2 separate regions of the Homo sapiens genome follow, and region 1 is linked to region 2. Evidence: chromatin contacts called from ENCODE Hi-C or POLR2A ChIA-PET data. All regions are on one chromosome and are shown on one strand. The core of a region is the stretch at or near the end of the contact, and the rest is flanking DNA. Distances in the headings are between cores, read along the strand shown.

Region 1 (5,320 bases), core at 1,861-4,360, 98 kb after region 2:
AGCTAGTAGCTAGGATCACGGATGTGCACCACCATGCTTGGCTACTTTTTTTTTTTTTTTTGAGACAGAGTCTTGCTCTTTCGCCTAGGCTGGGGTGCAGTGGCGCGATCTCAGCTCACTGCAACCTCCACCTCACGGGTTCAAGCAATTCTCCTGCCTCAGCCTCTCGAGTAGCTGGGACTACAGGTGTATGCCACCATGCCCGGCTAATTTTTGTATTTTTTTAGGAGAGACGGGGTTTCACCATGTTGGCCAGGCTAGTCTCAGATTCCTGACCTTGTGATCTGCCCGCTTCAGTCTCCCAAAGTGCTGGGATTATAGGCATGAGCCACCGCGCCCGGCCCATCCTCAGCTACTTTTTGTATTATTTTTCTTTTTGTAGAGACAGGGTCTCACCATATTGCCCAGGCTAGTCTCAAACTCCTGGGCTCAAGCAATCCTCTGCCTAGGCTTCCCAGTGCTGGGATTACAGGTGTGAACCACCATGCCTGGTCTGCACCAATAATTCCCATAGAAAGAAATATTAATAGCTATGAAAATTTTAAAATAAAGTAGAAAACTTAGAAAAGTATAATGACAAATAAAACTCACTTGTCTCACTGCTCAGTAGAAATCACTCATTAGCCGAGCATGGTGGTGTGTGCCTGTAGTTCCAGCTACTCAGGAGGCTGAGGCAGGAGAGTCACTTGAACCCGGGAGGCAGAGGTTGTGGTGAGCCGAGATCGCGCCACTACACTCCAGCCTGGAAAACAGAGCGAGAGTCTCTCTCTCTCTCTCTCTCTCTCTCTCTCTCTCTCTCTCTATATATATATATATATATATATATATATATATATATACACATATATATATATATACACATATATATATATACACATATATATATATATATATACACATACATATATATATATATATATATATACACATATCTTTTTTTTTTTTTTGAGACAGGGTCTCACTCTGTCACCCAGGCTGAAGTGCAATGGCTTGATTATTGCTCACTGTAGCTTTGACCTCCTGGTCTCAGGAGACCCTCCCGCCTCAGCCTCCTAAGTAGCCAGGACTACAGATACACATAACATGTCTGGCTAAGTAAAAAAACAATTTTGTAGACATAGGGTCTTGATATGTTGCCTAGGTTTGTCTTGAACCCCTGTCCTCAAGTGATACTCCAGCCTCAGCTTCCCAAAGTGCTGTGATTACAGTTGTGAGCCACTGTGCCCAGCCCATAATATTATTTGATACATTGTCTTCCAGTCTTTTTCCAACTAAATATATATAATTGAGAAATTTTATTTATACTGTTTTATAGCTTAGTTTTTTCCTATTCAATATTTTCTAGTGCGTCTCGTCTCCACGTCAGTAAATATTCTTCAAAAACAAGAATTTTGGCTGGGTGCCGTGGCTCATGCCTGTAATCCCAGCACTTTGGGAGTCTGAGGTAGGCCGATCATGAGGCTGGGAGCTCAAGACCAACCTGGCCAACATAGCGAAACCCCGTCTCTACTAAAAACACAAAAATTAGCTGAGCATGGTGGCGCGCACCTGTAGTCCCAGCTACTTAGGAGGCTGAGCCAGAAGAGTCGCTTGAACCCGGGAGGCAGATGTTGCAGTGAGTCGAGATCGTGATACTGCACTCCAGCCTGGGCAAGAGAGCGAGACTCAGTCTCAAAAAAAAATAAAAAATATAAAAAAATTAGATACAGGGTCTCACTATATTGTTTAGACTGGTCTCAGACTCCTGGGCTCAAGCGATCCTCCTGCCTTGGCCTCCCAAGATGCTGGAATTACAGGCATGAGCCACCACTCCTGGCCAAGTTATGCATTTACTAGTTAGGGTCAATTTACACCACCAATTTCAATGGAAATCAATATGATTTTTGATATTTGCAAAGAAAGTGGTCCACTTCTTACAAACAGACTTCGGGATGAAAAATGAAGATGAGGCAGACACATCTACAGTGAGGAAACGGATGATGCCTCCTTTTTCCTCATAGGCAACTTGGGGGAGGGGAAAGGAGGTAAGTAAAGGCATGTGGGGGAAGTCAGAGAAGCATCCACACCTGCTCATTATATCAAGTGTCTAGAGACTCTCTAAATAATTCAGACACAGTCGGCTCCCTCCAGGGGCAGGTGTTGAGGAGAGTTTCCAGACAAGCAGCTCCTCTTGCAAAACTGGGGCAGACTGAGGATCTGATTACGTGAAAAGGGGTCCAGTTAGTAGCTATGGCAACCTCCTTCTTCAGCCTTACAACTTGCCTTTGGGATAAGGTACAAGAAGCTTCTGGGAAAACACTACTGCTATGCCCCCTGTGGTGGTGAAGAGTTTTGAAGCTCTGTTGTCTTGGGTTCAAATCCAGGTTCCTCCGCTACAGTGTGATCTTGGGGAATTTACTGATCTTTAGGTTCTATACCTGTAAAATAGGGGTAACAATTCCCCTACTCAGATTATTGTGGCATCATGCATAATTCATCTAGCCCCCTTACTATGATGCTTAGTACATGGTGCTTAGTACATAGTAGATCTGTCCTAAGAATGTCCTCACTTTATGTCCTAGGAATTGATGCTTGGACTTTAAATAAAAGAGAAACGTAGGGCCTGGTGCGGTGGCATGCACTTGTAATCCTAACTATTCAGGAGCTGAGATAGAAAGATTGCTTGAGTCCAGGAGTTGAGTTTGAGACCAGTCTGGGTGACAGAGTGAGACCCCTGTCTCAAAGGGGAAAAAAAAAAGCAATGTTGAAAACTAAGAGAAAGCCATTCCTTAGAATCATAAACAGTAACAGCCAATAGTTATTAAAGGTTAACCATATGCTGAATACCGTGCTGAGTGCTTTACATTTACTCTCGCAAAACCATTTATGGATACGTATCATCAAAATTCAGAGAAGTTAAGACACTTTCCCCAGGTCAAACAACTAGTAGGTGTTAGAATCAAGGTCCAAACCCTATTCTGCCTCTAAACTGAAAAGGCCTGTGCTCTTACCCTGTAAGGAAGAGGATCTCTGGAAGTTATTTTACTGATCCAGCACTTCATTTCCAGGAGAGCAGCCTGAGGATCGGGAGGGGATAATTTGCTGGGCATTGAGGAAGAGCAGGCCGACTTCCTTAGGTCCATGGGACCCGACTGCCCTCTAGCGTTAGAGGAATCCTGGGGCCAGATGGAATAAAGAGCAAGTTGGTTTTCTTAGGTTATGGTGACTCCTCCTGCCTTCAGTATGGGATCATAGCTGCCTAGTTTGGTGTTTTCCTATTGGCCAAAGGGTTTCTCCTAGGGATTAGGGTAAAATAGGCTGTAAAGGGTGGGACTTAAGGATAAGAATTACCTGAATTTAGAGCAGCAATTCTCAGACAGATCAACGTTTGGACCATCAGGTGGAGGGAATGTCTCTTATCCCCAGCATCTGGCACGTAGTGGGTGCTCACTGGATACTGAATGAGGCTTTAAAATCTCATTCTCCCTAATAGCAGAGTTCTGTAAAATAGCAGAGATCTGCAAACTTAAATGAGGTGCCCTTAAGGTAGTTATGAAGTTATTCATCGATTTTTGCCAGAAGTGCTAGTGGAAAAGACATTGTAACATTTAACTCAATTCTACTACAGGAGACTCCACAGGACACTTTCATAAGGAAGAGAGAACAATGACACTCTTCAGTGGTTTAGAAATAAGTTGGGGTCAGGGACGACTTGATCGTCTTAGACTGCCAGCCTCATACCAGTGTCCCTAATGGTCCATGGATCTCAGAGAAAGCCCCCTCCATCTCTATAGCTCTGCCCAAGTAGCCTGTTTCAAAGCTACTCAGTGAGCATCTGTGTGCATTGCACCTTGCTGGGCTCAGTGGGGGATACAAAGACAGATATGCCAGATGTGGCTAATTGTGGCCAACCTGGATGGTGCTTCTTCCATGAGCTAGGTGTCCGGTCCATTATCTGATTATTTACTGACAGGAGTCTTCAAGGTAAGTATTAACTGTCTACTTTTTTCCAAATAAGGAAATTGAGGCTCATTGCAGCAAAAAACAATCCTGCAAATTCCTACAATTTATAGATGGGAGTGCAAGTCATATGACTTCCAAATCCATACTCTTTCCACTATGCCACTCTGGCCAATTCTTTGAAATATTAGGACTCCTTTTCTAAAATGCAGGTATCTCCAAGACAATTATTCCTGTTTTTGTCTGCTTGGGCTGCCATAACAAAATATCATAGACTAGGTGGATCAAACAACAGAAATTTATTTTTCAGTCTGGAGATTGGGAAGTCCAAGATCAAGGTGCTGGCCAGTTCGGTGTCTGGTGAGGGCCCTGCTTCCTAGCTTGCAGGAGACTGTTTTGTCTTCTCACTGTGTCCTCACATGAAGGGCAGGAGGTCAAGGTCTCTAGAGTCTCTTATTTTACTTTTTACTCAACAGTTTGTTGAGAGACGTGGCATCTCTTACGAAAGCACCAATCCCACCATGAGGGCCCCACCCTCACGACCTCATCTAACCCTAATTACCTCCCAAAGGCCCCGTCTCCAAACACCATCACATTGAGGGGTAGGACTTCAACGAAGGAATTTGGGAAGGGCACAAACATTTAGTCCATAACAACCCCCATCAAGCCATCAGTTTAAAAATAGATGGCTTTTCCTATACTTTGTTTCTTACATTTAGCTTTCTCTAGCCTCATTTCCTACTGACCCTTAGTCTGTAGCCTCTGCCTAGGGCAAGTTTACAACTCACTTTTTTTTTTTTTTTGAGACAGAGTTTCACTCTTTTCACCCAGGCTGGACTGCAATGGCACGATCTCATCTCACTGCAACCCCCATCTCCCAGTTCAAGAGATTCTCTTGCCTCAGCCTCCCAAGTAGCTGGGATTACAGGCGCCTGCCACCATGCTCGGCTAATTTTTGTGTTTTTAGTAGAGACAAGGTTTCACCATGTTGGCCAGGCTGGTCTTGAACTGCTGACCTCAGGTGATCCATCCGCCTTGGCCTCCCAAAGTGCTGGGATTACAGGCATGAGCCACTGCACCGGCCTACAACTCACTCTTTCCTCTCCAAAACTGCCTGGGAATTTTGTCTTTTCTCCACCTCTTATGGAGCACTTCAGCTTTCCTATATTAAACCCGCATTACAAAACTCATCAATGAGTTCAAGGGAACAAAAGAGCCTTCCAAGAAAATCTCTTTGGAAAGTCACTAGGGGTAACTGTACCTAACATCGCTACCCCCTAATGTAGTAGCTTACCCGATTTTTATCTTCTCCTCTTCCTCACAAAGAGGATCTTGATTTTTGTTTGAGCAGGAATGTGCCCAGCTGTAAAACTCTACTTCC
Region 2 (4,939 bases), core at 307-2,806:
AGGCCAAGAGTTCAAGGCTGCAATGTGCTATGATCGCACCTGTGAACAGCCACTGCACTCCAGCCTGGGCAGTATTGCATGACCCTGTCTCTAAAAAAATAAACAAATAATAAGTAAATAAGACTGCGATGCTTATTTACTTACCAGCAGTACCAGGCGGGTCTTTTTTTCTGCCTTTGACTGGTACTCTTGCCTGAACATTCTGAGTGTCAGTCTTCTGGATGTTACTCTTCCGCAGAAGCATTGCTCTGCCCTTCTAGGAGCCGACAGGAAGAAGCTCCATGCACAGACCTGCAAGTCCCAGCAGGCTGTTTGTTCTGGGGCCTTTAGCCACTCAAAGAAGTCATCTCACTGAACGTGAATGTTGGACAGGCAGCTCACACAGATCGATTCGACTCCAGGAGGCACAGACAGAAGAAAGCACTCTCTTTATCTAAGCCAAACAGTCACTGCTCCTTCCCTTGGTTTAAAAATCCTCTCTGTGCTAAACCACCTCCACCTCAAAGCAGTACAAAAGAGCAATTTCTTGGAGAACAAAAATTAAAATATCCTTCCCCAATAATATTTCTGTCAGTAAAATGTGGCCTAGAAACTCAACCTCTTCTTCCTTCTCAACGCAAATTTCCTTTCTATTTATGGAAAAAATACAGTCTGAATGAATTGCCACATTTCCCCACTAAATTCAAACTGCCTCAAATTATTTTTGAAGATAGGGTATGAAGTAAATAAGCACTGAATCTGAGAACTCTGACATATTTCTTTATTTTTAACACAGGAAAATGATCTGGGATTTGTGCAGAATGAAGTAACACCAAGCACATGCTGACTCCAGCAGATCAGCCCCAGGCCCCCTGCCACAGAGCATTTCCCCCATCACTCACCTTCCAGAGTGTGCTTCTCACATTCTACTGCCTCACCATCCTCTGTTCTATGCCCCAGATAGAACAGACCAGTGTCGCCTGAACATTACTGGGTCTCCATGTAGCCCAGTGTCCACTTGGTGGCCATACAAGCAAGCAATCCAACTCAAACATAATAAAAATTAACTTAAAATGTTAGGGGATCTCTTGTGGAGCACCAAAAGGAGGGAATTAAATTATTAATGCACAGGAAAGTATCTTCAAAATCCCAATGCACAGGAAAGTATCTTCAAAATCCTTTCTCCTTCTCTACCACTTGATATCCTAAACACAGACAGCTCCTCTGGAAACTTCCTTTTACTTTTCATCTCCTGTGCTGATAAACACTTCTTGCCTCTCCCTCCTCCTCTCCTTTGGCCTCCATTCTCTCTTCTCACCTACAAGTATTGGCCCTTTCAGATGCCAGTAGGTGCTTACACACATACACATACACACACAAACACACACACACACACAAACACTCTGACCATCCCTACTTCCTAGTTCTCTAATTCAGCCTCTACTCATTGCCCTGACTCCATATGAAAAAGGCCCAGGCACTAAACTAACCAAGAGAAACTTCTCCTTAGAAGGTAGTGTTACTAGGAAAGTTGAGTAATAGACAATAGAATTCTCTTTTGCAGAGAGAAGAGGAGAAAGTCCATGAACACTCACAGTGGCATGTGGCAAGAGGTGGTGGATGCTGGAAGCTAATGCCTAGTAGTGCTAAATGTCACCACTCAGATCAGCTGGGCCCAGCTTCAGAAAAGATGCTCTTTATATCCAAGTTAAACCTCTGCTGCAGACAGAACCCCAGCACAGCCATTAATAAACCACACCACCCTACCTCCAAAAGTTTCTCAACACACTGCCTGGCTATATCCATCTCTACATTACCTGGGATAACGCAGTAAATAGAGAGGGGTATTTCCCAGGTCTCTGTCTATAGCAGAGATTCATCTTGGTGCTGGGAGAAGTTAACAATTACCTGAATATGAGGAACTGTGGGCCTAGCACCATGAAGAACTTCTAAAATAGCTCTGCTTGTACAAATAGTTCGTTCTGTCACTCTCCATGCACTGAGGAAGTTTGGGAGGCAGTGAGGACTAAAACAGAGAAACTATGATGAATATGACCCAGCCTCTACTCCCATGGATTAGCTGTGTGGCCTTGGGCAAGTTTCTGAACCTCTCTGAGCCTATTTCCATTTCTGCACAATGGCATGGCTGGCCATAGGTGATCAAGTTCCTTTCCAGCACTGCCGTTTCACAGCTCTGTGATTTTAAGGATACCTGCCATGGGGGTCATGGCCAAATGGGTGGGAAGAAGGGCAGACAGAAGAGGGAGTACAGCTATTACAAAATCTTAATTATTACTGATCACGGATTGGAGCTCTAAGAAAACATTCACTGCAACTCCAAAAACTGCAGGTGTCAAGTGTGGTCAGCAGTCACAGGCCAGTTTCTGGGACCCCTAATCTTAATAACAGAAAGACGTGCACACTATAGCAGGCCATTCACTTATGGGCCACAGAAAGACAAATTAAGGGCAGTGACTTCCTCTCACTGTAGCAAGACCCTCCCAATCCTAGTGAAGTCCAGAGTTCATTCTCCCTGGTCTGCAGATGAGCGCACAGGGTCTGAATGACTCCCCAAGTCACAGTTTGGTGGTAGCAAAACCAAGAGAGAAGCCCAGATTGTCTGTCTTCCCAGCTCACATTAAATGCCAATTAGATAACTGTGTGGGATCACTGCAAAGCATAGACACTTAGAAACCCACACACAGACTCACCTAATTGGTGCAAGAGGACGGGGGAGGACTCTGCAAAAGGGGAGCCAAGAGCAGCCTTTCCCTTCCTTTACCACCCTGACAAGCAGGTTGGTCACCAGCCCTGGGGGTTAGTATCCACCCGCTACCCTGTTACATGTGCAGACATCTGTCTTCAAGTGATTGCAGTTGGTGGCTCATAATCTAGAGCTGAAGATCTTAACCTGAGTGCCAACTAAAACTATATGCAAAGACTCCACCACTTTTTATACGTGTATCCCCGGACAAATCTTTTAACATCTCAGTGGCTCAGTGTTCCCATCTGCAGAACAGAGATAACAGTGCCTACACCTCACAGGGTTGTGATGAGCATCAAGAGTAATACACCTACGTGCTTAGCACAATGTCTACAACATAAATGTTAGTTATTATCATATAATTTTTCTGGAAAAAGTGTCCAAAGCTTTCATCAGAGTCTCAAAGGGGTCCATGTTCCAATAAAAACTAAGAACTCTTGTTCTACACCCTATCCTTGGAATGGAACTGAGGTCATCCTCTAAGAAGAGAAGTGTCCCCTCTAGCTTCCTTACCTGTCCAGATGAAAGGGATGGGAGGCTTTCTATGCCCCACTACTCCTGGAGGGCTGGGGAGAGTGAGGAGATGAAAAGTAAAAGGGAGTTTCTAGAGGAGCAGCTGCCGTCGTGTACAGGATACCAAGTGGTAGAGAAGGAGAAAGGATTTTAAAGTTATTTTCCTAGGCATTAATAATTTAATTCCCTCCCTTTGGTGTTCAACAAGAGATCCACTAATATTTTAAATTAATTTTTATTATGTTTGAGTTGGATTGCTTCCTTGTATGGTTACCATTCTTTGTTTTCACAGTTCCTCAGCAGGAGGTTCAGAAAAGGTGACCAGAAAACTGGAATGCAGGGCTGGGAAACGGTGCCAGAAGCTCCTCCTCCCACGTTCTGCGGGACTCCGTGGGAGTGGGCTTATTCCCATACGTGGATGCTGGAGTTGGGGGATTTGGCTCTCTCCTTTCTCATTTAGATTAGGACCAAAAAGGGTTGGAGGAGACATTTCCCAGCCACAGAAATGCCTATTTCTTGCCTCCAGTGTCAGAAGGAATACAGGGATCCTGGGTCCAAAACACAGAAGAGCTCTAACTGCAGAGCCTCAGCCTTGGGTCCACAGCCAGAAAATTCCACTCAGGTAGAAATGAATGTGGAGGACATAGATGAATGTCTAACATAAGAGTCAATTCAAATACCACACATCTTTACTCTCAGCTGGAACAGTATCAACTCCATTAAGACTCGGGTAACTCTAATAGGCAGTTAAGTCTATCTTCAATTGATCAAGAGTGGGGAAATATATTATTACTTAATAAACATGGTGTTGGGTTTGATGAAATTTTTCAGAGCAAGGGGTATTTAGAAGAAAAATAAATAAGTATAAAAACAAAAGAGGGCGTCTCTGATGACAAAAAGGCTGGGAACAACAGTTCCCATGGCAGCCCTGGCTCCTGACGTCCCTAAGCTCCAATCTGTCATCCCTCCTGTATTCTCTACCTTGTTATCCCATCGGCAGACTGAGAATGAATTCCAAAGCAACCATGCTTTTTTACAAATCATTTTCTCTAATATAAAAGTAATACATGTTAATCATAGAAAGCTGAGAAAACAAAGGAAGTCTCAAAGAAAACACAAGAATCTGTCCACCAATGTTAACATGTTGATTTATTGCTGCCAATCTCTCTCTCTCTCTGTCTCTTTTTCTTGGTTTAAAGCAAATTATTTTTATCTTTATTTAAAGACTTAATATCACACTAAATTTCCTAAGATAGCAAGCATCTCTGAAGATTCAGTAAAAGCAGAAAGTCCAGAAAAGCTTAAAACTTGTTGGCAAAATGAAGAAGTACAAATGTGAGTGTGTATGTGCACATGTGCACACACATACACACACACACACACATACAAATGCAGGTCTTGCCTCTCAGAGGCCTCTTAAACTCTCACAACACAGGATGGTCACTGGCCACCCCTGAACTAAGAAGTTTAAACTTAGAGGATCAAAAAAGAACTCCACCCACTAAAACAATGCTCTTTAAGTATCAAAAAGCCTAGCATTTCCAACAAGTATTTTTTAAAACCTAAAACCTATTATGTGTACCTTGGCACCAATCTGGGTCGGTTCCTGGTGGGGTTCCAGGATAGAATTTCAAAAGATGCTGTAATTATTCCTCATGTCACTGATACCATTCTATCAGACTC

Evidence for each region. A loop is a pair of places that touch in the nucleus more often than their neighbours do. ChIA-PET counts read pairs that join two places held with the same protein, here RNA polymerase II (POLR2A). Pooled maps may share reads with other maps.
Region 1: a loop to region 2 is called in a map of HepG2, with 3 times the contacts of the local background. The contact joins two enhancer-like sites. A Hi-C loop is called at or near these places in 4 of 168 maps with a recorded cell type or tissue (HepG2, esophagus muscularis mucosa, posterior vena cava and 1 more) and 1 of 50 pooled maps. POLR2A ChIA-PET finds 5 or more read pairs at or near these places in 1 of 52 experiments (OCI-LY7).

Annotation. Positions count from the first base shown.
Region 1 is chr10:95,598,186-95,603,505 of GRCh38, forward strand. No RefSeq gene overlaps it. Among named protein-coding and RNA genes, the nearest start is that of SORBS1, 39 kb to the left of the region's middle. Within about 2 kb of position 3,111, at least 4 of the 41 ENCODE cell types and tissues checked have a DNase peak (open chromatin) inside an H3K27ac peak, as active enhancers do.
Region 2 is chr10:95,501,640-95,506,578 of GRCh38, forward strand. The region is part of intron 1 of SORBS1 (sorbin and SH3 domain containing 1); the gene reads right to left. Among named protein-coding and RNA genes, the nearest start is that of SORBS1, 57 kb to the right of the region's middle. Within about 2 kb of position 1,557, at least 3 of the 41 ENCODE cell types and tissues checked have a DNase peak (open chromatin) inside an H3K27ac peak, as active enhancers do.